Regions from separate parts of the Homo sapiens genome. Here region 2 is linked to region 1. A link is a loop called in an ENCODE intact Hi-C map of the cell type or tissue named here. Cell type or tissue: HepG2. All regions are shown on one strand. Links, peaks and the distances in the headings refer to the core of each region. The heading gives the core; the rest is flanking DNA. Region 1 holds the start of LOC105378590 (a long non-coding RNA gene). Region 2 overlaps CFAP74 (cilia and flagella associated protein 74).

Region 1 (15,764 bases), core at 34-5,033:
CCCTCGCCCTCCTGGTCTGCAGCTTTTAAAACTGTGGAGCCCCAGCCTCAGCCTTTGGCCCGCTTTGCATCCCCAGCTCAGATGGGCCCCCTGAGCTCCCAACCAACACTCACCCAGCCCCAGGCATCCTCCTAATGAGCCTCTCAGCTGACGTCTTCCCCCACTCCATCTTTCTGGGTCATCGAAGTCCCCCCAGTGGTTCCCATCACTCCTGGAGGGAAGGCCAGCTCCTCTGCCCCGGCCTCGAGGCCTCTTTGCTGCCCCGGCCTCCGTCTTTGCACGGCCACTCCCTCTTTGCACAGCCACTCCCTCTTCCAGGAGCACCTGCCTGCAGAGATCTGCTGGACTGGCACCCACACTTCCTTGAAGTCTCTAGCATACCTAATGCCCATTTCAGCAATCTACTCCTCACCCCCATCTCCATGGGGCAACCCCCTCTATCCCTCGCACAGGCACAAAGCCCCATGCCCATCAGCTGGGCATGAAGGGGGGCAGAGAGTAGAGGGTGAGGGGGCAGCCTGGCAGGGTACAGTGATGAGTGGGAACCTGCACCTGCAGCAGCCCTGGATTCAGGCACCCGTCGGCCCAGCTCCCCCACTCCAGGCCCCATGGCCAGGGCTGTGGCCTTGTCTGGAGTCTGGCCTGGCAACATGGCCTGGGCGCTTCCTGATGGGCAGGAAAGAGCAGGGTTTCACCTTAGTGGGGCGGTGCCTGGAAGGGGCCACTGGGCACCCACAGGACTTCCTGGCTGGCGTTCTGATCCAAGGAGGCAGCAAGGCCCGGTCCTTGATACCACTGCCCACAGCAGGCAGGACGGACCCTCGGTTGTGTCCTTCCCTGTCACTGGACATCTCTCCCTGGGCCTGCCCCACCCAAGGCCCCGGAGGACCCTTTCTAACCAAGGACGCCCCTGCTGGGTCAGGCCCTCGGCACTGGCCTCCCTGGGGAGATCTGTGCTGCCAGGCGGGAGCCTCCGTCCTGGAAGCCAGTCCCAGGGCCGTGGCAGTGCCCCAGTCCCAGCGAGGGAAGGTGGGGGGCGGGGCTCTATTCTCTCTGGGGTTGGGAGGGAGAGGGCAACGTCAGTGGATGGTCAACCCCAGTGTCAGACTTTGTTCAGCCCTGATGCCGCCGGTGGAGGGGGGGTCGGGACAGACACAGGTTCCGAAAGGCTCTAGCAGAGGACTGCGGGCACAGGGGCTGCCCAAAACGTCCCCAAAACCTCCCCCAGTACCTGCTCTGGCCTCCCCTCCAGGAGGCAGAGGTCTCCGCTAATGAGATCTGCAAAACAAAGGCCTGGGAGGCCCTGGACCCGCCTCTGGGCAGGCAGGGCAGGTCACAGGGAGGTTCCTAGGTCCTCTGCCCTGAGCCTGTGCCCCTGAGAGGGCCCTGAGGGCAGAGGGCGCTTCCTGAGACACGGATAGGCTCACTGGCTGGCGGTGGTGTCACTGTGTCGCCCGGCGACAGATACAGGGTGTTTGCTCTGGAATCTGCCAACGACTCCCATCCAGATCCCGGCTGAGGGCTGGGCCCTGTTAGGCCGGGTCCCCACAGCTTCTCCAGGCACCTGGCACACGGGGAATGAGTGAGTGACTCGGGTAAGGACCCCTCAAGAGTGCTGGAGCCAGGCAGCCTCCTAAGACCCCTAGTGGGTGGGGACAGAGTCATGTCCCATCGAGCCCAGCACACCGAGAAGGCACAGCCCTGGAAGCTTCCAAGGACTCACCCTGGGTCCTCCGGGGCGGGTGGGGTGTGGAGGTGACCCTTGGAGTGGGCAGGGCAGGCTCCGAGAGAGGCCTCTGGGTGGCTAAAGGCCAGGCTTTTCCACCTCAGCAGTTTCTGTAGCTCCCAAATTTTTCATAAAGTTCTCATATACTTTCATAATCATAAACACCTATTATTTTTTAAATGAAAAAAACAAGTTATGAAAGTCACACTGACTTTTTATAAAACTCAAGCAACACAGAACGGTATAGGGCAAGGTGAAGCCTTTTCCCAAAACCCCAGCTAAGCAGCAAGAACCCCGGCCGTGAAGCGGACAGCCTTCCCTCTCCCAGTGCAGGCAGCCTTCCCTCTCCCGGTGCCTGGGACCGCAGGTGGAGGTGCTAGGTGACCGCTGGGGCTTGGGGTAGGGTGCTGACCGGCAGAGGGCAGTGTGGCTGCAGGGTCTGGCTGAGGGTGGCCTCCCAGCAGGGCTGGGGCACCTGGGAGCCGCAGCTCCTGACCCCGCCAAGGTGGCTCTGTGTGGCTGCCGGGCCTACCCTGTGATTTTCCTTAGGAAGAGTCCTTTGATGATACTGTCGAGTGATGTTGAGACCTTTTAGAAGAGAGGCAGTTTACACTCAGTGTGATTCATCGGACGTCTGGGAGGGGTTGGCTGTGGCCCGTGGGGTCCCCATCACCACACCCCCAGGAGGAGGCCTCCCTCATCAGCCTCTTAAACTGCATTTGTGCTGGCTTAGTGCTTGGGACTGCCCAGAAAGGTGCCCGACAGGAGCAGGCATCTCACAGAGCCCAAGGGGCCCGGGTGGGTCTTCCTGCCAGATGTGAGGCTGCCCTGTGGGGTCCTGCGAGGACCACCGTCACAGGAAGGGCCAGGCGTTTGCTCACAGGCTCTGGGCACAGCAGCCGTGGGAGGGACTGGCCAGATGTTTCCTTTCTGTGTCAGGGATCATGGGATTTGGAAAAACTGGCTCAAGAGACAATGTCAGCTGCATGGGTTCATTTGATGGACGTTGGTTGAGGGCCTACTGGACGGAGGGCCAGGAGTTGAGCCAGGAATACAGCAGTGAGCTGGCCAGGCGGGGTCTCCTGGTGGGACGCTGCTGGAGACGGGCCACTGTCAGAGAACCACAGGAGTGCAGAATGGCTGAGACGGGCTGACCAGGTCCCCGGGGGAGAGGCTGGCCCCGGGACTGATGATGTGTGCAGTGGGGCAGCTCTGTGGCCCCAGGGAGCAAGGGCTCTGTGAGTGAAGGGTGCAGGGAGTGTGAAGAGGCCAGGCTGCCCCAGCGAGGAGGGTCAGGGGAGCCTCAGACAGGGTGTGGGGTGTGAGTGCCTGTGTGCTTATCTGAGTCTATATGTGTTTGTGTCTGTGTGTATTGTGTGAATGCATACATGTGTCTGTGTATGTGTGTCCACGTGTGTGTATAGATATGTCTGTGCTTGTGTGTCTGTGTTGACGTATGTGTGTCTATGCATGCATAGATGTCTGTGCGTGTGTCTTTTTTTCCTGCTTTTTTTTTTTTTTTAGGCAGGGTGTCACTGTGTCACCCAGGCTGGAGTGCAGTGGTGCCATATCTCGGCTCGCTGCAGCCTGGACCTCCTGGGCTCAGGTGATCCTCCCACCTCAGCCTCTTGAGTAGCTGGGACCACGGGCCCGTACCACCGCGCCCAGCTAATTTTTGTATTTTTTTGTAGACATGGACTACGTTTCCCAGGCTGACCTTAAAACTCCTGGGCTCAAGCCATCCTGGTGCCTCAGCCTCCCAAAGTGCAGAGATTACAGGCATGAGCCACCGGCCCAGCCTGCGTGCCTTTCTGTGCCCACGTGTCTGTGTGTGCCCGCCTCTGTGTGCATGTGCCGGCGCACGTGTGTCTGTCGCTAACTGCCTCCACGCGCCCGTGTGCCCCTCACTCCACAGCCGCCCTCCAGCGCCCGAGCTTCTGGGTACCATTCCTCCGGCGGCGTTTCAGGCCTGGCACTTCCCTGCTGGCTGTCCTGGCCTCGGGGAGCTGCGCGGGTCCCGGGCTGCTGGCGGCCGCGCGCAATGCGGAGCTTGCCCAGGAGGGGGCGCAGGAGGGACGCGCGGGGAGACGGGGCTCGGGCTGGCGGCGCGTGGGGGCCCGGGGAGCTCGTCCCGCACGTGGGTCCCTCGGCGACCGCGCAGCGCCGGCCCTGCCCGCTCTGGCTCCGGGGCCTCCGGGCCTCCCGCCCCACCCCGGGGCGCTTCCTGCTTGGCGCGGCTGCCCCCTTTTCAGCCCCGCCTCGGAGTCCATCCTTCCGGGCCGCCCTCAGCCCCGGGGGCCGCGTGTCCTTCCCCTTGCAGCCCCCCTCGTCGCAGCTCAGCAATCCTGTTTTTAAGTCGTCCCCGCTTAAAATCTGCGGATTGGGCCGGGCGCGGTGGCTCACGCCTGCATTCCCAGCACTTGGGAAGACCGAGGCGGGCGCATCGCTTGAGGCCTGGAGTTGGAGACAAGCCTGGGCAACATGGTGAAACCCCGTCTCTACAACAAGTTTAAGAATTAGCTGGGTGCGGTGGTGTGTGCTTGTGGTCCCAGCTGCTCAGGAGGCTGAGGTGAGAGGATCACCTGAGCCCAGGAGGTGGAGGCTGCAGTGAGCTGAGATGTGGCACCACTGCACTCTAGCCTGGGCGACAGAGTGAAGCCCAGCCTCTAAAAAAATAATAATAATAACTTAAAAATTAAATATTCAGATGGGACCTCACGAATGCAGTCTCTGCATATATGTGTGTAGTTCTCCACAGGTACCCATGTGTGGGGGGCCGTGTGTATGTGTGTGTGTGTGTGTGTGTATAGCTTTCTGTGTGTATCTGTGTGTGTGTCTGTAGTTCTGTGTGTACCTGTGTGTGTTTGTAGTTCTGTGTGTACCTGTGTGTGTGTGTAGCTCTGTGTACCTGTGTGTGTGTGGAGCTCTCTGTGTGTACCTGTGTGTGTGTCTGTAGTTCTGTGTGTACCAGTGTGTGGAGCTCTCTGTGTGTACCTGTGTGTAACTCTCTATGTGTACCTGTGTGTCTGTAGCTCTGTGTGTACCTGTGTGTGTGTGGAGCTCTCTGAGTGTGTGTGTGTGCGCGCGCACATACTGTCAGAGGGGCTGGGCACTGCCACTCCCAGCAGAGCCAACACAGTGAGGAGGAGGTGGGGTTGCTGTGTCCAGGGTCTGGAGAGGCCAGGGGAGGAAAGAGGAGGCTGGCCTGGAAGATAGAGCAGCTGGGAGGGCACCCAGGGGAGGCAGGGAAGGGCTGGACACTGCCAGGCTGAGCTCTGCACACAGCTTCCCTGGCTGAGTCTCACCAGAAGGCACAGCCTCCCTTCAGGCCCCCACCCCGCTCAATGGTGCCTTCCCCTGGAGGACCGTCTGTGTCCGACATCGCCTCTGGGACCCTCAGCCCATCCCTAGGACGTGAGAATCATGACCCTATTCTGTGGATGAGACACCAGGGCCGGGGTCGCTCCATGCCTGGTCCAGGGACACACACCAGCAGGGGGCAGGGCCTGGGCAGGGCAGGGATGGGGCGGGACCCCAGGGTCCAGACCACTGGGGAACACGCCGCGCGTCCCCTTCTCTGGACTGGACACGCCCTCAGAGTGGAGAACCTCTCCCGAGACCTGTGCGGGGACACAGCGCCAGGGCCCAAGACCAACCGGTCAGCACCGCGGACACGCCCTGCCACTCCTGCACTGCAGACGGGCCCTGCCACTCCTGCGCTGCGGGGTCCAACAGTTGCTGCTGGGTGGTGGGCCCCCACCTCCACCGCCCTCGGCTCCCTGGGGTTATTTCAGACGCGGCGCGAGGCTGGTGCGTCTGAGGAGGCAGCACCAGAACCACGGTCACCATGGCAATGCTGGGAACTGTTCATGGGACTGCTCCACACGCTATTTTAGCCTCGTGAAAACAGACAAAATCTCGGTTCACTCAAACCATCACGGGGAGATGCTGAAGCAGGGGCCAGGAAAGGCCTCTGAACCCTCCCCTGAGCTCCTCCCCGTCCTGCCACTCCCGTCCACACCAGGCTGGAGGACCTGTCAGCCAAGGTCCCTGTGAGCCCCGCCCTCCCCAGTTGTCTTTGCCTTTTATTCAAAGACTGAGTGCCAGGGCCCCTGGAGCCCTGAGGCCTGGTGTTTATGAACCGCTCAAAGGCCAGACTGCCCTGGGAAGACACAGCCAAGGGCTCGTCCTTTGGATCTCCCGGCCTGGCAAGGATGTGAGAGAAGGGGACTCGGATGCCACCCACCGTGGGAGCTGCGTCTGGGACCATCTTCTTTTTTTTTTTTTTTTTTTTTTTGAGATGGAGTCTCGCTCTGTCGCCCAGGCTGGAGTGCAGTGGGGCGATCTCGGCTCACTGCAAGCTCCGCCTCCCGGGTTCATGCCATTCTCCTGTCTCAGCCTCCCGAGTAGCTGGGACTACAGGCGCCCGCCACCACACCCAGCTAATTTTTTGTATTTTTAGTAGAGACGGGGTTTCACCATGTTAGCCAGGATGGTCTCGATCTCCTGATCTTGTGATCTGCCCGCGTCAGCCTCCCAAAGTGCTGGGATTACAGGCGTGAGCCACCGTGCCCGGCCCTGGGACCGTCTTCTAGAAAGCAGGCTGACAGAAGGCACTCAGAGCCTCAAAGATGTCCACGTCATCTGGTCTCACAGCTTCACTTCTGGGATCTATCTCAAGGAAAGACGTGGAAATGCAAGCACCACTGTGAACCAGAAGCCTTCCTCCACATCAGCTGCCAGGGCCAAGGTGGGGGGCTGTGGCCAGCAGCAGAATGGGGTCCACTGTGAACTCTGCTTGGCTGGTGGCTCTGTGGCCTTTGAGATTGAGAGTCTCACATACACACACACACAAACACACACACACACGCAGATGGCACACATCCACACACATGCAGATGGCACACATGCACACATGCAGACACAGCATACACGCACACACCCACACACAGGCACACTTATGCACACGCCCACACACATGCACACACAGCATGCATGCACACACATGCACACACACAGCACACACATGCACAGACAGCATGCATGCACACGTGCAGGCACACACTGTAGTGCTCCCCAGGCAAAAGCAGCTCTGCTAGGACAGAAGGAGCCATGCCCCCTCCCAGGTGGCACTGGCCCCAACAAGCCAGCAGCTGGATGGACAGGGCCCTGCCCAGCAGGGAGGCTCCAGACCCAAGTCCTTGCAGCTGCACCGTGTACCAGCGTCTCTGTCTTTGGAAAGTGTCCCAGCCCCTTGTGCAGGGAGCAGACCCCGGGGACCTTGTCACCAGGTCAGGAGTGCCCTGCAGGGGCAATGGGGTGGGGCTCTCCTGGTGCAGAGGCTTCTGCTGACCAGGGCGTGGACTGGCCTGGGGGGCGCTAGGGGAAGCTCCCTAATGCAGGGCTGAGGATGTAGGGGGGTATCTGAGCCAGCTAGACTGGAACCCTTCCCACTCTGTGGTCAGGAGCTCGTCCCCTCACTTTGCTGGGCCTCGGGCTCCTCCTGTGTGAGGTGGGAACTGTACCACAAGTGGGTGGGGGCGATTCACGGGCTCGAGCTGTCAGACCCAACGCCCGGCTTGTTGCAACACTGTCTCAGCGTGGCAGAGCTGTGTTTGCTCGTGGCCGAGCTGTGTCCTTGTGGATCTTCTGACCTGAGCATCGCTTGGATACCCAGGGTGTATCTGCTACCACTGGGTCCCAGGCCCACTTGGGGCTGTGAGCCGGCTCCAGCCAGCCCAGTCTCTGCTTCACGGCTGGGAAAGTGGGGAACCCCAAGGCCAGAACAAGTCCCACGGGATCCAGTTCAGGCCCCCAGCAGGGCAGTCCTCAGCCCTTCCCAGGGACGCTTGGGGTGGGGAGCATGGTTAGAGGCCATGGAACTGGGAGGGGAAGAGAGTGTCGCCGTTTACCTCTCCTCCATCTCTTATCCCTTCTCGAGCCCCCATGTACCAGGCAGCAGGAAAAGCAATAGCTCAAGTCATCTGAACCCAACATTCGAATGAGTGCTTAAGTTCTCCTCAGTCTTCGGCAGTCGCTAATCTGTCTTATGTCCCCCACGAGATGACAGCTGGGTGTGGAGGGAAAGGGGCTCCTGTGAAGTCAAAGACGAGGCTTGCGGGGCTCCTCAGATCCCAAAGTGCCCCAGACCCTCGCTGTGCCTGGCTATAGAGTGGCTGCCCTGAGGCTTGCTAGGTGAGGTTGGGCAGCTGGGATGTGGGCATTCTGTTTGCACCCACAGCTGACATTGTCGTGGAGGAACTGTCTAGAGCTGTGAAGGACCTGAGCTTGGACAAATTAGCTGGCCCCAGTCTCACAGATGCTGTCAGAAGACACAAGACTCCTGGGTCAGAGACAAAAGATTTTTGTTTTGTTTTGTTCTATTTTGAGACAGAGTCTTGCTCTGTCGCCCAGGCTGGAGTGCAGTGGTGTGATCTCGGCTCACTGCAAGCTCTGCCTCCCGGGTTCACACCATTCTCCCACCTAAACCTCCCGAGTAGCTGGGACTACAGGCGGCCGCCACCATGCCCGGCTAATTTTTTATTTTTAGTAGAGACAGAGTTTCACTGTGTTAGCCAGGATGGTCTCGATCTCCTAACCTCATGATCCGCCCACCTCAGCCTCCCAAAGAGCTAGGATTACAGGCGTGAGCCACCACACCTGGCCTCCATTTCAGAGTTTTAAGCAATTCTCCAGCCTCAGCCTCCTGAGTAGCTGGGATTACAGGCGCATGCCACTATACCTGCCTAATTTTTGTATTTTTAGTAGAGACAGGGTTTCGCCATGTTGGCCAGGCTGGTCTCAAACTCCTGACCTCAGGTGATCCACCTGCCTCGGCCTCCCAAAGTGCGGGGATTACAGGCATGAGCCAGTGTGCCCGGCCAGAAACAAAAGATTTGATCTGGTGACAGCAAGTGCCCGACCAGGCCCCTTGCCCCCAACTTGCCATTCAGCTCCTTGGCCTCGGTGGAGCCCCCAGCTTCTCTCCTAGGGTGTCTCCCTCAGCCTCAGTGGATGCAAGCCAGCCACTCTAGAAGCTCAAGATGGCAGACCAGACAACCCACCCCGTGTGGCCACAGTGGCCAGTGAAGTTACTGAGTGTCGGGAGCCAGCAGGAGTCCTCTTCCTCCACCCTGCGCCTGCCTCCTCCTTCCAACTCTCCCGGGCCTGGAGAGGTGGGTTTTCCCCATTTCTTAGGTCAAATCCTTCTCTGCAGGGCAGAAAGCCTGATTCACAGCACGCTGAGGAGCAGGCCGATGACCGAATCTCCTCTGATCGCCCTGGGGGTGTAGTAACTGGGAGCTGAGAGAGGTTAGGAAGTGGGGTTTCACTGCAACCTCCACCTCCTGGGTTCAAGTGATTCTCGTGCCTCAGCCTCTGGAGTAGCTGGGATTACAGGTGCCTGCCACCATACCTAGCTAATTTTTGTATTTTCAGTAGATACAGTGTTTCATTATGTTGGCCAGGCTGGTCTCAAACTCCTGACCTCAGGTGATCCCCCCGCCTCAGCTTCCAAAGTGTTGGGATTACAGACTTGAGCCACCGCGCCCAGCCAGTGAGGGAATTTTTAACACAATAGTCCAGATTGCAAGGCTATTGTCTTGCTACAAATCCTATTTCCAGTGTCTAAACCTAAATAGTAACGAGTGTTCTTTTTGCATTTCTTCTCTGACAAGGCTAATCTCCGCCCAAGCCAGGCAGACGGCTGCCTTGGACTAACTAATAAAAGCAAATGACTGAGCCGTAGGACTGCCAGGCACTGGCCTAGCTGCGTCTGGCTAATGATACCTGTTGAGGTTCAAAATAACCCAGTAAGGGGAGGATCGTCCCCGTCCCCATTTAAGGGATGAAGATGTTGGGGCTCAGGGGGGTAAATGCCTTGCCCAGGGTTACATATCCGGTCGGCATAGCTGGCTCACTTCAGAGCCCGCACTCCTAGTCACTGACACCAGAGAAGCCCCGTACTCAGCAAGGCAAGAGAGAAAAGCGCATTCATTTCCCCCAAAATGGTTAGGTTTATTTTGTGGGAAATCCCCGGCTCTTGGCCGTAGATGTTTTTGGTGGCCTGGGCCATATGCCCTCTGCTTGCCTGTAGTTTCAGAGCAGCCGGGATGGGCCGTTGCCAGGCAAGTCTCATCCGAAAGGTCCTCCTGTCTCTGCGGCTGTTCTGCCTTGGGACTTTCTCTGACTCCACAGCAAACTGCTCAGCCCAAGTGCAGGGCAGCCTGAAAGGTGGGGAGTTCTCCCCAGGGACACACCTCAGGCAACGGGGCTGGGAATTGGCTCCTCCACGCCCCAGCATCCTGTGCTTAGAAGGACAACTCTGAGGTGCATTCCTGTGGCTCCTCAGAAGGTCCCAGGGACTTGGGGACAGTAGAGCTGACCCCCAATGCAGCTTCTGCAATAACACAGGCGTTTCCTCCTCCCTGTCTCACCCCACCTCTAACTCCTACCTCCTGGGATCACCTCCCTAAATAACTACATGCACTGAAGTCTCATATCAGGCTCTCCTTTGGGGATCACCCAAGCTAAGACGGTTGGTCCTGGAGGTGGCCAATTCCAGGGTGGGGTTGTGGCATTGAGTCTCTCACCAGGACAGTGACAACGAGGTGGAAGGTGGGGAGCTGAAAGCCAGCCTGCAGAGCCCTCACCAGGGCTGCGTCTGGAAGCAACTATGGCTTCGGGGAATGCTGCAGAAGCCAGAAAGTTCTCTACGGTGGCATTGAAAGAAACCCTCTTCTCCTATAGCGAGAAAGCAGACGGTGCTGAAAATCAGGCCCAATAGCTGAGCAGAAGAGCGACAGATCCCAGAGAAGACCTCTGTGCAGCCATGGAGGTCGGCTATGCCAAGCACAGGGCCCTGGCAGGGAAGGCATCAGAACTGAGGCCTGGTTTGGGGTCATTGTGGGTGAATTCACCTGTGAATACTGTGCTCCCAAATTCCACCTCACTTGTTAGAGGACAGCAGAGGAGGCTTCTGTCTGGAGTCCCTGAAAATATCTCATCTGGGGCACTTATCTTGCAAGATGATGGTTGTATCAGTTTCCTGGGGCTGCCATGACAAATGGCCACAAACTGGGTGACTTCAGGCAACAGAAATGTATCATCTCATGGCTCTGGAGGCCCGAAGTCCAAAACCAAGGTGTGGGCAGTGCTGGTGTTTCTGCGGCTGTGTGGGAAGGTCTGTCTCAGGCCTCTACCCTGGTGCTGGCAATCCTTGGCTTGTAGGCATGTCACCTCGATCTCTGTCTGTCCCCACCCAGCCCTCTTCCCCCTGCCTCTGTGTTCTCCTCCTCTAGAGGGACACAGTGTTCGGATTTAGGGCTCACCCTAATCTAATAGGACTCCATCTAACTTACGTCTTCAAAGGCCCTATTTCCAAGTAAGGTCCCACTCACAGGTGCCAGGGGCTAGGACTTCAGTGTCTCCTGGGGGACATTACTCGTGACACTTGTCCCCTTCAGGGTCTGCCCTGCCTTCTCTCCCTGCAGCCAGGATGAAAGCTGGAGCCTCTGCACGGTCCAAGCAGGGAGGCGATGGCTCGCGTCACAGTCCAAGCAGCCAGGCGACGGTCCTGGCTGACGGGCTCTGGTGAGAATGGGCGGTCGCGGCTGGGATGGTGTGGAGGATGCTAGATCAGGGGGGACATGGAAGCACCCATTTATGATGGTGGATTTCACGTCCCAGCAAGGCAGAGCTAGTCTTGATTCACTTGGAGGAGTGTGAGGAAGGGGTCTGCCGTGGGCTGAATGTCTCTGTTGCCCCAAAATTCCTAAGTTGAAATCCTGCCCCCAGGGGTGATGGTATTAGGAGGTGGGGCCTCTGGGAGGTGATGAGGTGAGGGGGGTGGAGCCTCCTGGTGGGATTAGTGCCCCTGTAAGAGGCCTGAGAAGGCTTTGTCCGCTTTCTGCCACATAAGGACACAACGAGAAGTTGGCGTCTACACCCGGAAGAGGGCCCTCATCAGGCCCCAACACGCCGGCACCCTCATCTCAGACCTGTGGCCTCCAAAACAGTGAGAAATCAACCCTGCTGTTGATCAGCCACGCGTCTATGGCAGCCAAACAGACTCAGGCAGGGTCTGGGGCCTGGGGGTGGGTTTAATGTTTATTTATTGATTTATTTATTTTTAATTTTTTTTTGAGACAGGTCTCATTCTATTGCCCAGGCTGAGTGCAGTGGTGCAGTCACAGCTCACTACAGCCTTGAATTCCTGGGCTCAAGCAATCCTCCCACCTCAGCCTCCCAAGTAGCTGGGACCACAGGTGCACACCACCACACCTGGCTATTTTTCTTTTGCAGAGATGGGGTTTCCTTATGTCTCCTGGGCTGGTGTTGAAGTCCTGAGCTCAAGAAATCCTCCCATCTCAACCTCCCAAAGTGCTGGGCAGTGCCCAGCTGAGCGGGTGGGTCCACTGGATGAGACCACAGGGACTACCACCTGCCTCGGTCCCAGGAGGGCCCGGAGGACACAGCCATAGTGGAGCGGCCAGCATGGTGCTAGCACAAAGCAGAGCTGCTGAGAAGCTCCTGGAGAGCTGAGCTGCGTGGACGATGTTAGCAGGAGGAAGTGCTGCCCCGGGTCCTGCCATGGGAGCCGTGTGGCTGCGCCAACCGCTGGAGGCAAGGTGGGTGTCGGTGCAGCAATGGGGGCAGCCGGGGTGCCTGACCCTCACGATCTGTGGCTCATAGGCCACCATGTCCCTGGAGTGGGCGATGAACAACCAACTGAGGTAGGCACTGGACTTGAATAACCAGAAATAAACAAGCACCGGGAGGAGAAGGCTGGGACCTGCAGGCACAGTGGGAAACTGTGACTCCTGCTCTCATTTCCAGAACTCAACCATGACCATTGGTTGGAGGAGAGCCTTGGTCTCCTCGGAGAAGGGCCCTGCAGCACCACACACAGGTGTGATGGACCCCACACAGGTGGGATGAACCCCACACAGGCGTGATGGACCGCGCAGGCATGATGGACTGCGTGCAGGTGTGATGGACCACACAGGTGTGATGGACCGCGTGCAGGTGTGATGAAGACTCCCCCAGAGCCACTGTGGCTGCATCTTCAGAGTAGCTCTGTCCTGGAGAAAGGACGCCCGCAACAGGAAGGGCTTTGGGATCTCGGGTCTGATGCCACCCAGGGACCCAACATGTCATGGCAGCCCCCAGTCAGCATGGGGGCCTGGGGATGCCAAGTGACCGATGGGGTCCCCCCAGTCAGCGTGGGGGCCTGGGGATGCCAAGTGACCGATGGGGTCCCCCCAGTCAGCGTGGGGGCCTGGGGATGCCAAGTGACCGATGGGGTCCCGGCCTGTGGCCATCCAGTGGGTTTATGGACCCAACCTATGGTGACGCCCTGGTCTGCAGGTCCATGGCAGGTTGCAGGCCCTGAGCAGCTGCCAGGATCCTCTGTTTCCCTGACCTGTGGAGTGAGGACCACCATGGTGGAGAAGGCAAAGCCAGAGCCTCTGAAACCACCCTCAACCCCGGCAAGGACAGAGGCTTGGAAGTCAGGCTCCCTCTGGAGCCCCCCAGCTGGTGGGCTGTGGGCACAGGCGGGGGTCACCACACCTGGTTAGCACAAGAGAGCACTTGTAGGGCCAGGGAGGAGAATGCCTGGAGCTCAGAGGATTCACCCCTGTGGCTTCCATGCCGGGGGCACAGAGTGGGCGATGACACTGACATCCACCTGACAAGCCGGTGACCGAGGCTCACTCCTCGGATGGGGTCTGGGTCGCCGCATCAGATGTAACCTCTGCCAGCAGGACTGCGGGCCAGGGTGGAGGAGGAGGAGGGCCTCCTGCCGTGGAGATGCCTGCAGACTGGCTCGTCACCAGCCCCCTACGACTTCCATGGCTGTCTCTCTTGCTTTGGCTGCCACCACCTTGAAGAATCAGCCGCAGACAAGCTTAACATGGCATCCGCCGGAACAGATGCAAGCAGTGCCAGGGCTCCCAGCTGCTCTGGGGCCTGGGCTGCGCCCTTCGGGCTACATCTGGTTTAAGCAGCAGCTGTGGGGGCGGATAAAACTCACTCATGGCCGGGTGCGGTGGCTCACGCCTGTAATCCCAGCACTTTGGGAGGCCGAGGCGGGCAGATCATGAGGTCAGGAGATTGACACCTTCTTGGCCACCATAGTGAAACCCCGTCTCTACTAAAATACAAAAATTAGCCATGCATGGTGGCCCGTGACTGTAATCCCAGCTACTTGGGAGGCTGAGGCAGGGGAATCACTTGAACCCGGGAGGTGGAGGTTGCAGTGACCTGAGATCGCACCACTGCACTCCAGCCTGGCAACAGAGCAAGGCTCCGTCTCAAAAAACAAACAAACAAATAAACAAAAACTCGCTCATGGCCGAGCACGGTGGCTCATGCCTATAATCCTAGCACTTTTGGAGACCAAGGCGGGCAGATCATGAGGTCAAGAGATCAAGACCATCCTGGCCAATGTGGTGAAACCCCGTCTCTACTAAAAATATAAAAATTAGCTGGGTGTGGTGGCACGTGCCTGTAGTCCCAGCTACTTGGGAGGCTGAGGCAGGAGAATCACTTGAACCCAGGAGGCAGAGGTTGCAGTGAGCTGAGATCACGCCACTGCACTCCAGCCTGGGCAACAGAGCAAGACTCCATCTCAAAAAAAAACAAAAAACAAAAAACAAAAAAAAACTCACTCACGGTCAGTGCCGCCTCTAGTGCCCTCCATAGCGCTACAGGGCGCTTGCCCAGCTTGCTTGCAGGACTGACCTGGGGGATGTGAGCTGGGTGGGGGTTGGTGGATAAATGCGCAGCCCCTCATTCTTCAAAAGGACAATTCAGGCTGGGCAGGGTGGCTCACGTCTGTAACCCCAGTGCTTTCGGAGGCTGAGGCAGGAGGATCGTTTGAGCCCCAGGAGTTCGAGACCAGCCTGGGCAACATATTGAGACCCTATCTATACTAAAAATTTTGTTTTAAATTAAAAAAGAAATTTAAAAGGACAATATGGAGGCACATTCCCCTTGGCTCTGGGCAGAGGGTCGCCAGTGGGGTTGGGACCTGGCCGTCCCAGATTGTAAAGCCCATTCCTGTTTTTCCTCCTTCCTCATCCCTCCCTGCTCCCTGCTCTAGCTCCTGCCTCTGTGGATCACCCTCTCTATGGAGCCAAATGGCTCCCAAAGTCACTCGGGACCTCAGAATGTTGACCTTGTTTCAAATTAGGGTCTTTGAAGATGCAGTTAAGACAAGGCCGCACTGAAGTAGGGTGGACCCTAAATCCGACGGCAGGTGCCTGAGAAGAAGAGGAGAGACAGAGACAGCAGAATGACTCAGAGACGGAGGCAGAGACTGGGGCAGTGCACCTGCCAGGCCAGGAGGGCCAGAGGTTCCTGGCAACTCCAGAAGCAGGAGGGAGGCCGGGGGAGGGTCCTCCCTGGAGCTGCCAGAGGGAACCAGCCCTGCAGCGTCTTGATTTTGGACATTCGGCTCCAGAGAGAACAGATTCTGTCACTCTAAGGCACCTGGTTTGTGGTACTTTGTTTAGGCAGCGGAGACCCCCAGCCCCAAATAAACTCCCAGCACCCAAGTCCTTGTCTCAGGCTCTGTTTGTAGGGGAACCCACATGAGGACGCCCCTAGGTGTGAGCTCCGCTTGGCCTATGCACCCGCCTGCCTCGCTGGAGGGGAGGGGCAGGGTAACGGCCGGTGCCTGCCCCAACTCTGCCACGGGACGGAGAAGCTGGATGCTGTCCCCAACGTCCTGGCCCCTCTTGCTCCACCTGCGGCCTCCAGCCTCAGGGAAGAGTGGGCCCAACTCTCAGAGGGCACTCAGGGGTCACTGCTCATGGTACACAGTCCAGCCTTCCACGGAGACCAGGAAGCCACCAGCCCCCAAAGACTTGTCTCTGCTGGGATGGGGGTGTACGGAGCCCTGGCAGCCTCTCTGCCCACCAATCTCTGCTGCAGGTGCCCCCTGTTGCGGGCAACACTGGCATCCCCTCCCCAAACAGGTTCCTCTCAGCTGCAAACTCTGACCCACCCCCGCCTTCATCTGCTCCTGCCCTCA
Region 2 (13,003 bases), core at 3,022-8,021, 110 kb after region 1:
CACTGGCCACTCCTCTGTTCTCATTGCTGCCGGGATCATCAGCCTCCAGGGATGTGTTCTGGGGCAGAGGCCATGACGCTGGGGGGCAGTCACAGCTGGGTCTGTGGTCCGTTTTGGTTGCTTTTGTTTAAGATGTGAGCCGAGTTGAAGTTCATTTTTTTGTACAGAGGTTTCCAATTATTCCAGCCTCGTTGTTGAAAAGACTGGGAGGCTGCGTGTCTCCCATGCATGGCCGGTGGCTCTCATGGCCACTGAGGGTCTGCTACCTGCCGGGATAAGGTGGCCCAGGATAAGGCTCTGGCTTGCTACGGGTACCCTGCGGTCCGTGCACTCCCCCGCTGTCTTCCCTGTCTTCATCCCTTTCCCAGTAACTCCCTGGGGTTCTGTTTCAAGCTCAGTGCACACCTGACATTTGCTCCTTTACCTGTGTCTTGAGGGTGTCCCTGTCACCCAGCTGTCCCTCGTCTAATCCAAGGCTCTTCCCAGGCCTGCTGGCTGCATCCCCTGGTCTCTGCTTTTGCCAGGTGAACTTTGATTTCTGCGCTTGAACATTTGTTGTGCTTTGGAGACTGGACGTCCTGTGTCCGATCCCAGCCCCCCAGAGCTGCCCTCAGCATCCGGGCCGGGACCAAGGTCCAGACAAATGATGCTCAGTGGAGCTTGGTGGGGGAGGTGGGCGCAGCAGGCACGGGCCTGGTGGGACTAGGAGGGGAACAGGGCGGAGCTGAGCTTAAAATCGGCTGCTTCCTGGACTTGCCCCCGCCGGCCGCCTGTCACAGGGAGGCTGATGTTTTTCTTTCTTATTTTACTTCTCCTGATATTTCTTTCTTTCTTTCTTTCTTTTTTGAGACAGAGTCTCGCTCTGTCGCCCAGGCTGGAGTGCAGTGGCACTATCTCGGCTCACTGCAAGCTCTGCCTCCCGGGTTCACGCCATTCTCCTGCCTCAGCCTCCCGAGTAGCTGGGACTACAGGCGCCCGCCACCACGCCCGGCTAATTTTTTGTATTTTTTAGTAGAGATGGGGTTTCACCGTGTTAGGCAGGATGGTCTCCATCTCCTGACCTCGTGATCCGCGCGCCTCAGCCTCCCAAAGTGCTGGGATTACAGGCGTGAGCCACCGTGCCCGGCCCTTTTCCTGATAGTTCTTTAACAACGTTAACTTATGTAATCAGAGATCAAGCTCTGATTAAAGTGAAAATGCATTTTTAAAGGGCTTTTTAGGATTCCTTTACGATGCAAACTCCATATTAATTTGAAACATGGCTATTGAATTTATTCCTGTTTATTTAAACACAGCTTTTGAGCCACAGTCACTTGTGTTGCTCCCGGGAGTGACTGGCTACTTAGACACGCCAGAGCCCTCACGGGGCCACAGGGGCCACGTGCTCGTGGGTTCTGTGCGAGAGCAGGAGGGCGGCGCGATGCGTCTCCCAGCGCTGATGTTCCAGAGACGCCGTAGCTCTCACGGGATGTAGAAGCACCAGTGACAGTGGGTCTTATTGTCATTTCACAAAATGGAAAGAGGAAAGCACATTCGCCTTGTCTGCCTCTTTCAGACACTCCCTCCCGGAGGACGCAGGGAGGTATTTTGACAAGGAGACCCGAGTCCTGGAGGCCCCGATGACCATATGGGTTGCCGACCAGGTCTGTGTTGGGGCACTTCCCAGGGATGCTGGGCGCTCCTGGGTAGCAGGGGCTTTCCTGGGAGGCCAGGCCCAGCACCCGGGCGAGGGCCCCCAAAAGGGCTCATCCTCACTTGCCTTCCAGGAGGCGTCTAGCGGCCAGAGGGGCTTGCCTGCTGGGAGGGTGCTCATGGGCCAGAGAGAGGCCTCCGAGGCCCATCCAGGCCAGCAGGGCTGTGTCCCAGGCACCTGCACCTGCATGTGCACACATGAGGGGTGCCCCACACACTCAGCTGCACACGTCTATGCGCCCATGTGTGCCGCACACAGAGACACATGCACCCCACTCCACCTGCAGCAGGCTCTCAGCTGCCACCCACCCGCAGCTCCTCCCGCCATGTCAGGGAGCAGTCACAGGGAAGTGGGTTTTATGAAGAGACGGCCTCGTCGTGTCCTGGAAACAGTGGGCCATGGCCACAAGGCAGCAGCAGTGGTTGCGCCTCAGAGTTTGGGGAGCACTTGGTAAGTCTCCGAGTGGCTGCGAGGGCGCCTGTGCCCTTTATGTCTCAGAACAAGCCAGTGGGATTCACCGTGCATGCCATTGTCACCACCTCGGACCTGGAGCTCAGTCCCTCGGAGGTGGATTTTGGCTACTGCACCATCTATGAGGCCATCAGGACGGAAATCAGCCTCCACAACCACTCGCTCCTGCCCCAGGAGTTCGGGTTCGTCAGGCTTCCCAAGGTACCTCCTGCAGCCAGGCCTGGGGTAAGAGGGGTGAGGCTGGGAAGTCCTGGGGACAGGATGCAGCGGCCACTGCTCCAGGGTCCCCCACGCGTGGGCATGTGGCCCAACTTCCGCCTCTCAGCTGCACCCCTCCACACCTGGGCCTCCCCACCCTGCACACCAGCCCTGGGCGTGCAGCCCAACTTCTGCCTCGGTCCTGTGCACCTCCTGCGCTCCAGATCCCTCTCCCCGCTCTTTCTTCTGAAACTTTCCCCTGCTGGGGCCACACAAGGTAGCTGGGACGAGGCCCAAGCCTGGGCACCCCTCACCTTTCCCTGGGCTGCCCCGCCGCCAACACCGCCATCCTCCCTCTCTCTCCCCCCAGCACACACACACATATGCGTGCACACACATGCACATGCTCACAATTGCTCATGCACTCATACACATGTGCTCACACTCACACACTTGCTGACACACACTCGTTGACAGCGACACTCTCACCCTCACATTCGCTCACACACGATCACACTCATCTCTTACTCTCACACTCACGGCCCTGCCGCACGTGTGTCCACATGGTCTCCCCGTGACATGCCCTCAGAGCACTCTTCTATTTCCAGTTTGTGGACGTCCAACCCAACGATGGGTTTGGGACGATCCTGCCCCTGGAAACGCTGCAGTTCTGTGTGATCTTCCAGCCCACCAAGGCCGAGGAACACAGATTCCAACTGACCTGCAAGTCTGAGATCAACCGGTGAGCCTGCCAGGGAGAGGGGACGCAGGGGGCCTGGAGTGCCCGCTCAGGAGGGGCCCCCCTTCCCAGCTCCACCACATCCCCGCCCCTGACCCCATCTGCCTGGCTGACCACAGGGCTGGGCTGGGCAGCACTGCCGGCCAGCAGGAACCTCAAACCTGGGTGCAGAGAGGCCTGGGACCCAGGCAGCCTTGAGTTCTGGGCCCACTCAGACGTGTGTGTTTGTGTGTGTCGTGGGTGTGTATGTATATGAGCATGTGTGTGAGGACAGGCGAGTGTGCCTGTGTGTGTGTGTGAACGTGTGTGCGCAGACGTATCACTGTAGGAGCAGGTGTGAGTGCATATGGGGGTGTGTGAGTGCGTTTGTCAGTGTGAGCCTGTGTGTGTGTGAGCCTGTGGGAGTGTGTGTGTGAGCCTGCAGGAGTGTGAGTGCAGGTATGTGAGTGTATGGGGGTGAGTGCCTATGTGAGTACACGTAGGTGGGTGTGTGAGCTTGCATGTGAGTGAGCGTGTGTGTGTGAGTGCCTTGTGTGTGAGTGCATGTATGTGGGTGTGTAAGGTTGAGTGTGAGTGCATGTATGTGGGTGTGTAAGGTTGAGTGTGAGTGCTTGTATGTGTGAGCATGTGACTGTGAGTGCATGTATGTGTGAGCATGTGACTGAATGTGAGTGCTTGTATGTGGGTGTGTAAGGTTGAGTGTGAGTGCATGTATGTGTGAGCATGTGACTGAATGTGAGTGCATGTATGTGGGTGTGTAAGGTTGAGTGTGAGTGCGTGTGTGTTGGGTGTGTAAGGTTGAGTGTGAGTGCATGTATGTGTGAGCATGTGACTGAATGTGAGTGCTTGTATGTGTGAGTGCTTGAGTGTGCGACCATGCGTGAGTGCATGTGTGTACATGTGTATGAGTGCGTTTATGTGAGACTGTGTGTGTGCATGTGTGTATACACGCATGCTGTGCAGGGCACCCCTCTGGACACAGGTGGGTGGACCTGTGTCCAGAGGTGGACCTGGTGTTGTAAATCCCTGCGTGCTCTGAGGTCTTGTGCGACCAGCCAGTCTCTGCACCTCCCTGAGCCTGAGGGCGGGATAAGGAAGTGGTGGAGAGGGAGAGATGAAACTGGACCCCAGGCGGTGGCTGGTGGTCCTGCGTGGGTTCTTGTTGCTGCTGGGACCGTCAGTCTCCAGGGATGTGTTCTGGGGCAGAGGCCAAGACACTGGGGGGCAGTCACAGCCGGGTCTGTGGTCCGTTTTGGTCGCTTTTGTTTCCGATGTGAGCCGAGTTGAGGTTCATTTTTTTGCAGAGGCTTCCAATTATTCCAGCCTCGTTGTTGAGAAGATTCCATTCTGCCCTGAATTCCTCTGTGCCTTCATCAAACAATCGCCCACATTTGGGTCCTACTGACCTGGGCCACTGGGGCCTCCCTCCATCTCTGTGGTCCTTGAAATGTATTTATTGAAGACGCCAGGTGCGTTTGTCCTGTGGAATTGCCACAGGTGCGATGCTGTCCCGTGGTGTCAGTTCACATGTTCCTCTGTTCTGTGTTGTGGGTTCATGGGCAGCAGCACCTCTGGGCTAGTCAGACAGCCAGACCACTTCAAAAGCCACGCTGGCTCCTTCCCCAGGGCGCTAACGCCCCGTCGCCTCTCCCTCAGCCGCCTTTGGTGCCCAGTGCTTTGCACGTTCCATCCGTAATCACGGCCATGTTGCAGTTTCCAACCCTGTATCACTTTCTGAACTCTCTGAGGCACACGTGGAGTCCTTAGGCTGCTGCCTTTGATTCCTTCCTAACACGCTTCCCAGTTTGCTTCGCCGTTTACACAAATTCCACTCCTCATTCTCTCTCGTCTCATAACAATGTCACCTGTGATTCGACCATTTTCTACTGCTCATTTTCAAGTGCAATTATTTGTTTCTGAACTTTTACATTTTAATTTTTTTTTTTTTTTTGAGACAGGGTCTTGCTCTGTCACCCAGGCTTGAATGCAAGGGGTGCAATCACGGCTCACTGCAGCCTCCACCTCCCGGGTTCAAGCAATCCTCCCACCTCAGCCTCCTGAGTGTGGCTAGGACTACAGGAACACGCCACCATGCCTGGCTAACTTTTATATTTTTTGTAGAGATGGGGTCTCACTATGTTGCCCAAGCTGGTCTTGAATTCATAGCCTCAAGCGATCCTCCCGCTTCAGCCTCCCAACGTGCTGGGATGACAGGCGTGAGCCACTGTGCGCGGCTCTCCTCCTCACTCTCAGAAGGGAGCCCAGTTCAGAGAGCTTTTCTTTTTTCTTTTTTTTCTTTTTTTGTTATTTTTCTTGAGATGGACTCTCGCTCTCTCGCCAGGCTGGAGTGCAGTGGCATGATCTCGGCTCACTGCAACCTTCGCTTCCCGGGTTCAAGCAATTCTCCTGCCTCAGCCTCCCGAGTAGCTGGGACTATAGGTGTGCACCACCACGCCCAGCTAATTTTTGTATTTTTAGTAGAGACAGGGTTTCACCATGTTAGACAGGATGGTCTCGATCTCTTGACCTTGTGGTCCACCCGCCTCAGCCTCCCAAAGTGCTGGGATTACAGATGTGAGCCACCGCACCCGGCCGCAGATCAGAGAGCTTTTCTTTTCTTTTTTTCTTTTTTTTTTTTTTGAGACGGAGCATCGCTCTTGTTGCCCAGGCTGGAGTGCAATGGCGCAATCTCGGCTCACCACAACCTCTGCCTCCCAGGTTCAAGCGATTCTCCTGCCTCAGCCTCCTGAGTAGCTGGGATTACAGGCATACGCCACCACGCCCAGATAATTTTGTATTTTTAGTAGTGACAGGGTTTCTCCACGTTGGTCAGGCTGGTTTCAAACTCCTGACCTCAGGTGATCTGCCCGCCTCAGCCTCCCAAAGTGCTGGGATTACAGGCATGAGCCACTACACCTGACCTCTCAGAGAGCTTTTCTAACTCCATGGCTCCAGAGCCCCCTGCAGTTCGTGTGTGTGTGTGTGTGTGTAGTGCTGAAAAAAAAAAGGTCCCAACTTTCTTAGCTCTGCGTCCTCTGCTCTCTTCTTCCCTTCCATTTTCAGATAACCCACAAACTCAGCCAACATCATGTACCCTCCACCCAAAATACAGATCTTAGACTTTTATCCTACTTGCCTCTGATTTCTCTTTGTTGTTACAGAAACAAACATTCTCCCTCAAGTCGGAGCTGGCTTTGTTCTCCCTCCCTCCCCAGAGCCCGTCACTGTCAGGAATGCCAGGGGTCACACTTTCATTACATACCTGTGTACCTATAACCTAACACACACACGTACACACGTGTATACCTACAACCTAACAGGTACACACGTGTGTACCTACAACCTAACCCACGTGCACACATGTGTACCTACAACCTAGCGCGCACACACCTGTGTACCTACAACCTAACACCCACGTACACACGTGTGTACCTACAACCTAACACCCACACATACAGACGTGTGTACCTATAACCTAACACCCACATACACACGTGTGTACCTACAACCTAACACCCACGTACACACCTGTGTACCTACAACCTAACACCCACGTATACACCTGTGTACCTACAACCTAACACCCACATACACACGTGTGTACTTACAGCCTAACACCCACGTACACACGTGTGTACCTACAACACCCACGTACACGTGTGTACCCACAACCTAACACCCACGTACACACGTGTGTACCTACAACCTAACACCCACGTACACACGTGTGTACCTACAACCTAACACCCACGTACACACCTGTGTACCCACAACCTAACACCCACGTACACACGTGTGTACCCACAGCCTAACACCCACGTACACACGTGTGTACCCACAGCAACACACATACACACGTGTGTACCTACAACCTAACACCCACGTACACACGTGTACCTACAACCTAACACCCACGTACACACCTGTGTACCTACAACCTAACACCCACGTACACACGTGTGTACCTACAACCTAACACCCACGCACACACGTGTGTACCTACAACCTAACACCCACGTACACACGTACCTACAACGTAACACCCACATACACACGTGTGTACCTACAACCTAACACCCACGTACACACGTGTGTACCTACAACCTAACACCCACGTACACACGTGTGTACCTACAGCCTAACACCCACGTACACACCTGTGTACCTACAGCCTAACACCCACGTACACACGTGTGTACCTACAGCCTAACACCCACGTACACACGTGTGTACCTACAACCTAACACACACACATACACACGTGTACCTATAACCTAACACCCACGTACACACGTGTGTACCTACAACCTAACACCCACGTATACACCTGTGTACCTACAACCTAACACCCACGTATACACCTGTGTACCTACAACCTAACACACATACACACCTGTGTACCTACAACCTAATACACACATGTGTACCTACAACACACATGTACACACGTGTGTACCTACAACCTAACACACACGTACACATGTGTGTACCTACAACCTAACACCCACGTATACACCTGTGTACCTACAACCTAACACCCACGTGTACACCTGTGTACCTACAACCTAACACCCACGTATACACCTGTGTACCTACAGCCTAACACACGTACACACGTGTGTACCTATACCCTAACACTCACACATACACACACTTCTACACTTGCACAGATGTAGGGTGACCACCATGCTGCTGTACCCAGTACTGAGGGGCTTCTCAGGCCGCAGGACTTTGAGTGCTGAAACTTGGAGAGCCCCATGCAGACCGGGACCTCATGCCGGTGGCCTCAGACCCCTGCTGCTGGTCTGGATTTTGCTTGTCTCCCCTCAGCCTGGGTATTTTTGTGACTGATCCTCATGGGCACCACCAAAGGCTCCATGTTGGACCCATCAGGTTTGAGGCCTGCGGGCTGTCAGAGCAGCACCTCGTGGGAAGCTTCTAGTTCTAAACGCAGATATTAGAAAAGAGGGTGTGAAAATCAACCATCTAAGCTTCCTTTTCAAGAATTAGGAAAAGAACACAGTAAATTAAACCCAAAGAGAGTAGAAGAAAGACATAAAAAAGGTAAAAGTGGAAGTCAACGAAATAGAAATGCAATATTCAACAGAGAAAAACAACAAACTAAAAGTCTTTCTTGTACAATTTAATAAAATTCATTACCCCCAGCAAGACCAATGAGGATAAAAAGAGAAAACACAAACCATCAATATCAGGAGCGAAAGGGAACATCACCACAGACCCTAACAAATATCAAAGCGATAAGAAGAGAACATGATGAACATCTTTACACCAGGGAACCTGACAATTTTGAGGAAATGGACAAATTCCTCAAAATACACAATGGACACAGGAAAAATATAGAAATACCTGAATAGTTGGGCCGGGTGCGGTGGCTCACGCCTGTAATCCCAGCACTTTGGGAGGCCGAGGCGGGCGGATCACCTGAGGTCAGGAGTTTGAGACCAGCCTGGCCAACATGGTGAAACCCTGTCTCTACTAAAAATGCAAAAATTAGCCAGGTAAGGTGCTGCACACCTGTAATCCCAGCTACTCTCCTGAAGCAGGAGAGTCGCTTGAACCCAGGAGGCAGAGCTTGCAGTGAGCCGAGATTGCACCACTGCACTAAGCCTGGGCGACAGAGCGAGACTCCATTTCAAAAAAAAAAAAAAAAAGGTCAGGCACGGTGGCTCCCGCATGTAATCCCAGCACTTTGGGAGGCCGAGGTGCGCAGATCACGAGGTCAGGAGATCAAGACCATCCTGCCTAACACGTTGAAACCCCGTCTCTACTAAAAATACAAAAAAATTAGCCGGGCATGGTGGCGGGCGCCTATAGTCCCAGCTACTCGGGAGGCTGAGGCAGGAGAATGGCGTGAACCCTGGAGATGGAGCTTGCAGTGAGCCGAGATCGCACCACTGCACTCCAGCCTGGGTGACAGAGCAAGACCCCATCTCAAAAAAAAAAAAGGTCGGGCACAGTGTCTCACACCTGTAATCCCAACACTTGAGGAGGCCGAGGCGGGCAGATCACGAGGTCAGGAGATCGAGACCATCCTGGCTAACACAGTGAAACACCATCGCTACTAAAAATACAAAAAATTAGCCAGGTGTGGTGGTGGGTGCCTGTAGTCCCAGCTACTTGGGAGACTGAGGCAGGAGAATCATTGAACCCGGGAGGCGGAGGTTGCAGTGAGCCGAGATCATGCCACTGCTCTCCAGCCTGGGCAACAGAGCGAGATTCTGTCTCAAAAAAAAAAAGAAAAAAAGAAAGAAAAAAATTGACTACTAATAATAATCAATAATATCTCCACTCAAAAATAATTTTAGTGAGTGCTGGGCGCCACGGCTGTAATCCCAGCACTTTGGGAAGCTGAAACAGGAGGATCACTTGAGTCCAGGAATTTGAGACCAGCCTGGGCAACACCCCATCACTACATTTTTCTTTTCTTTTTTTTTTTTTTTGAGACAGAGTCTCGCTCTATCACCCAGGCTGGAGTGCGGTGGCGCGATCTCGGCTCACTGCAAGCTCCGCCTCCTGGGTTCACGCCATTCTCCTGCCTCAGCCTCCCAAATAGCTGGGACTACAGGTGCCCACCACCACGCCTGGCTAATTTTTGTGTATTTTTAGTAGAGACGGGGTTTCACCATGTTAGCCAGGATGGTCTCGATCTCCTGACCTCGTGATCTGCCCGCCTCAGCCTCCCAAAGTGCTGGGATTACAGGCGTGAGCCACCGCGCCCGGCCTACATTTTTCTAAGTTTTTTGTTTTTTGTTTTTTGTTTTTTTTTTTTTGAGGCGAGAGTCTCACTCTGTCACCCAGACTGGAGTGCAGTGGGGCGATCTCAGCTCACCGCAACCTCTACCTCCTAGGTTCAAGCAATTCTCCTGCCTCAGCCTCCCGAGTAGCTGGGATTACAGGCACCGGCCACCACGCCCAGCTAACTTTTGCATTTTTTTCAGTAGAGATTGGGTTTCACCGTGTTGGCCAGGCTGGTCTTGAACTCCTGACCTCAGGTAATCCACCCGCCTCGGTCTCCCAAAGTGCTGGGATTATAGGCGTGAGTCACCGCGCCCAGCCAATTTTTTTAAGAATTTTTTTTTTTTTTTTTTTTTTTGAGACAGAGACAGAGTCTTTGCTCTGTCACCCAGGCTGGAGTGCAGTGGCACAATCTCGGCTCGCTGCAAGCTCCGCCTCCTGGGTTCACGCCATTCTTCTGCCTCAGCCTCCCAAATAGCTGGGACTACAGGCGCCCGCCAGCACACCCAGCTAATTTTTTTGTATTTTTAGTAGCGACGGGGTTTCGCCGTGTTAGCCAGGATGGTCTCGATCTCCTGACCTTGTGATCCGCCCGCCTCGGACTCCTAAAGTGTTGGGATTACAGGCGTGAGCCACTGTGCCCGAACTTTTTTTTTTTTTTTTTTTTTTATTGAGATGGGGTCTTGCTCTGTCACCCAGGCTAGAGTGCAGTGGTGCGATCTCAGCTCACTGCAAGCTCCGTCTCCAGGATTCACGCCATTCTCCTGCCTCAGCCTCCAAAGTAGCTGGGACTACAGGTGCCCACCACCATGCCTGGCTAATTTTTTTGTATTTTTAGTAGAGACGGGGTTTCACCGTGTTAGCCGGGATGGTCTCGATCTCCTGACCTCGTGATCCGCCCTCCTCGGCCTCCCAAAGTGCTGGGATTACAGGTGTGAGCCACCATGCCAGCCTTTTTAAAGAATTTTTTAAAGCATTTAGAGCCTGTGGTCACAGGACATAAAAATACGCATTTGAATATTACAACATATGAATGAACACTTTCTGTTACCGACAAATGTGATAGGAGTATTGTCCTTTACAGCATAAAATATATACAATTAGGACAAAAATCAATGGGGAAAATACAGTGGAAATAGGCATTTGAGGAAAATATGAAATGTGAAGTTTCCAATGGTTAAAATAACCAGGTCCCGGCCTCTTTTTAATAGATGGTGGCAGGAATCAACTTGCTCATAATAGGCCTCGTAGACACCTGTGCTTCCATTTAGAGAAAAAGATCCGTTTTTAAAACGTCAATAAATATTTAACAAAATAAGCTAGAAATTTCCTTTGCAACTTCCTTTGCAACTATCTAAACTTGTGATTAAATTTTTAGCTACCCAGGACACAGTGGCACTCATCTGTAGTCCCAGCTACTCGGGAGGCTGAGGCAGGAGGACCTCTTGAACCAGGAGTTCGAGGCTACAGTGAGCTGTCGTAGTGCCACTGCACTCCAGCCTAGGGCAACAGAGCGAGACTCCATCTCTATTTATAAATGAATAAATACGGTTTAAAATTTTTAGCCACCCACCTCAAATGTGCACAAGGATACGCTGTATTTTCGAAACTTGTCAGCGGCGCAGTGACCCCCTGGGCAGCAGGAACGTGCATGTCCCTGTGAGCCCCCCCCGGGGCTTGTCCTCCACCCAGTGGCCCCCGCGCCTGCCGCAGAGGGACACGGACGCCCTGCACGGCTGAGGGCCTCCCATGCTGCTGCTTGCAGGTGCTTCAAGCTGTCTTGCCGGGCTGTAGGCGTCCACCCACCCCTGGAGCTGTCCCACTACCAGATCAAGTTTGCCGCCACGGCCCTATACGACACCTCCGTGGCTACAGTGTACGTCATCAACTCTCACCTGAGCATGAGCTCACCGACCCACTCCAAGCCCCGCATTGGCTCAGAGGACGCCTCTCCCATGGGGCCCACGTCTTTCGAGTTCCTGCTGCCCCCAGACTCGCCTATCACCATCTCGCCCTCAGTGGGGACCGTGTGGCCAGGAAAGGTGGGTGTGGGCCCCACATGCAGGCTGGGAAGCAGGAGCTCCACGCCACCTGCATTTACCCCTGGGGTGTCTGGCTCTGCCCACCCTTAACCACAGGGTTTCAACCCGGAGAACAGGGGCGGGAGTGAACCTGACCCTCAGACCCGAGCAGGGCCGAGGAAGGATCCATGGCCAATGTGCATGGGGGCCCAAGGCCACCCCCATCGGGGGGGGTCACAGTGCCCTTGGTCCAGCCTGACCCCGAGAGGCAGGAGCTCCCCAGGCTGCTGGCCTGGCCGGAACCCATCCAGGGCTCCCAGGTTGAGACTGGGGAAGGCTGTGTAGTCCCTTGCACCTGTGGACCTCGCAGGCCGACTGGGAGGACAAGGTGTCGGCCACTCCCACCCAGCACTCTACCTTTCCTGCAGAGCAGAAAGCTCTGGGCCTGGCAGGGCCTTCGGGTGACCCTGAGGGCTGCCGAAGGCCTAAGTGAGGAAGGGCATGTAAGGGACAGTTGGCTCACATGGGATTTCAATGAATGCAGTGATTCAAAATGGATTTCATTCAACTTAGCGAAAGCCACTCGGTGATGGTTCTCACCCCCACACACATTACTGCAGATGCAGCTCTCCTCTCCCTCCCCTACCCTCTCCCCTCGCTCCCTCCCTACCCTCACTCCCTCCCTCCCCTACCCTCCCCCCACCCTCTCCCCCTCCCGCACCATGTCACCCCCAACCCCATACTGCACACTGCCTGTGGGCTCTGTCATGGAGGGACCCTTCTGTGGGAAGCCATTTCCAAGATGGAGGCTCCTTGGAAAGGCTGGTGTGTGCAGGGACCAGGTTAGGGTGTGGGACTCGCCCGTCAAACTCAAGGCAAGGGCAGGCTCAGCTGTCACTGCTGCCCCGAGGACAGGGGACCCAGTCCCGGCCTGTCCAGGACTCTATTCTCAGCACCTCCAATCACAGGACTGCCCCCTGCATGGCCAGAGGGTTTGGTGCTCCCGCCTGCAGCCCGCCCAGCCTCCTGGGGGACAGAGGTCAGGGAGGGGCTTCCTGAAGGGGCACGCAGCCTGAAATCTCAAGGGGGAGGTGACCTTGAGGGGAGTCCACGGGCAGAGGACGG

The links. A loop is a pair of places that touch in the nucleus more often than their neighbours do. Peaks named below come from ENCODE experiments on the same cell type or tissue, not always from the same donor. Only the 100,000 strongest peaks of a DNase experiment are listed, where the experiment ranks them.
Region 2: a loop joins it to region 1, with 15 times the contacts of the local background. A loop is called at or near these places in 83 of 110 quality-filtered maps.

What each region holds. Positions count from the first base shown.
Region 1 is chr1:2,033,025-2,048,788 of GRCh38, reverse strand. It overlaps LOC105378590 (a long non-coding RNA gene), which reads left to right and starts at 1,342. Exons shown (of 4, transcript XR_007065357.1): 1 at 1,342-1,595; 2 at 11,218-11,317; 3 at 11,646-12,354; 4 at 12,563-13,023. It also overlaps a transcript of PRKCZ not described here. RefSeq lists enhancers at 736-1,489, 1,490-2,243, 4,979-5,608 and silencers at 3,720-3,799, 3,860-3,909. In HepG2, for the core only: CTCF peaks have their summits at 2,140 (motif pointing right) and 3,780 (motif pointing right); DNase peaks (open chromatin) are centred at 1,388, 2,118 and 3,778; H3K4me3 peaks cover 1,389 bases; H3K27me3 peaks cover 1,365 bases.
Region 2 is chr1:1,928,956-1,941,958 of GRCh38, reverse strand. It overlaps CFAP74 (cilia and flagella associated protein 74), which reads left to right. Exons shown (of 39, transcript NM_001304360.2): 23 at 1,556-1,643; 24 at 2,192-2,365; 25 at 2,971-3,104; 26 at 11,623-11,899. Among named protein-coding and RNA genes, the nearest start is that of TMEM52, 16 kb to the right of the region's middle. RefSeq lists a silencer at 2,070-2,306. In HepG2, for the core only: a CTCF peak has its summit at 6,070 (motif pointing left); a DNase peak (open chromatin) is centred at 6,059.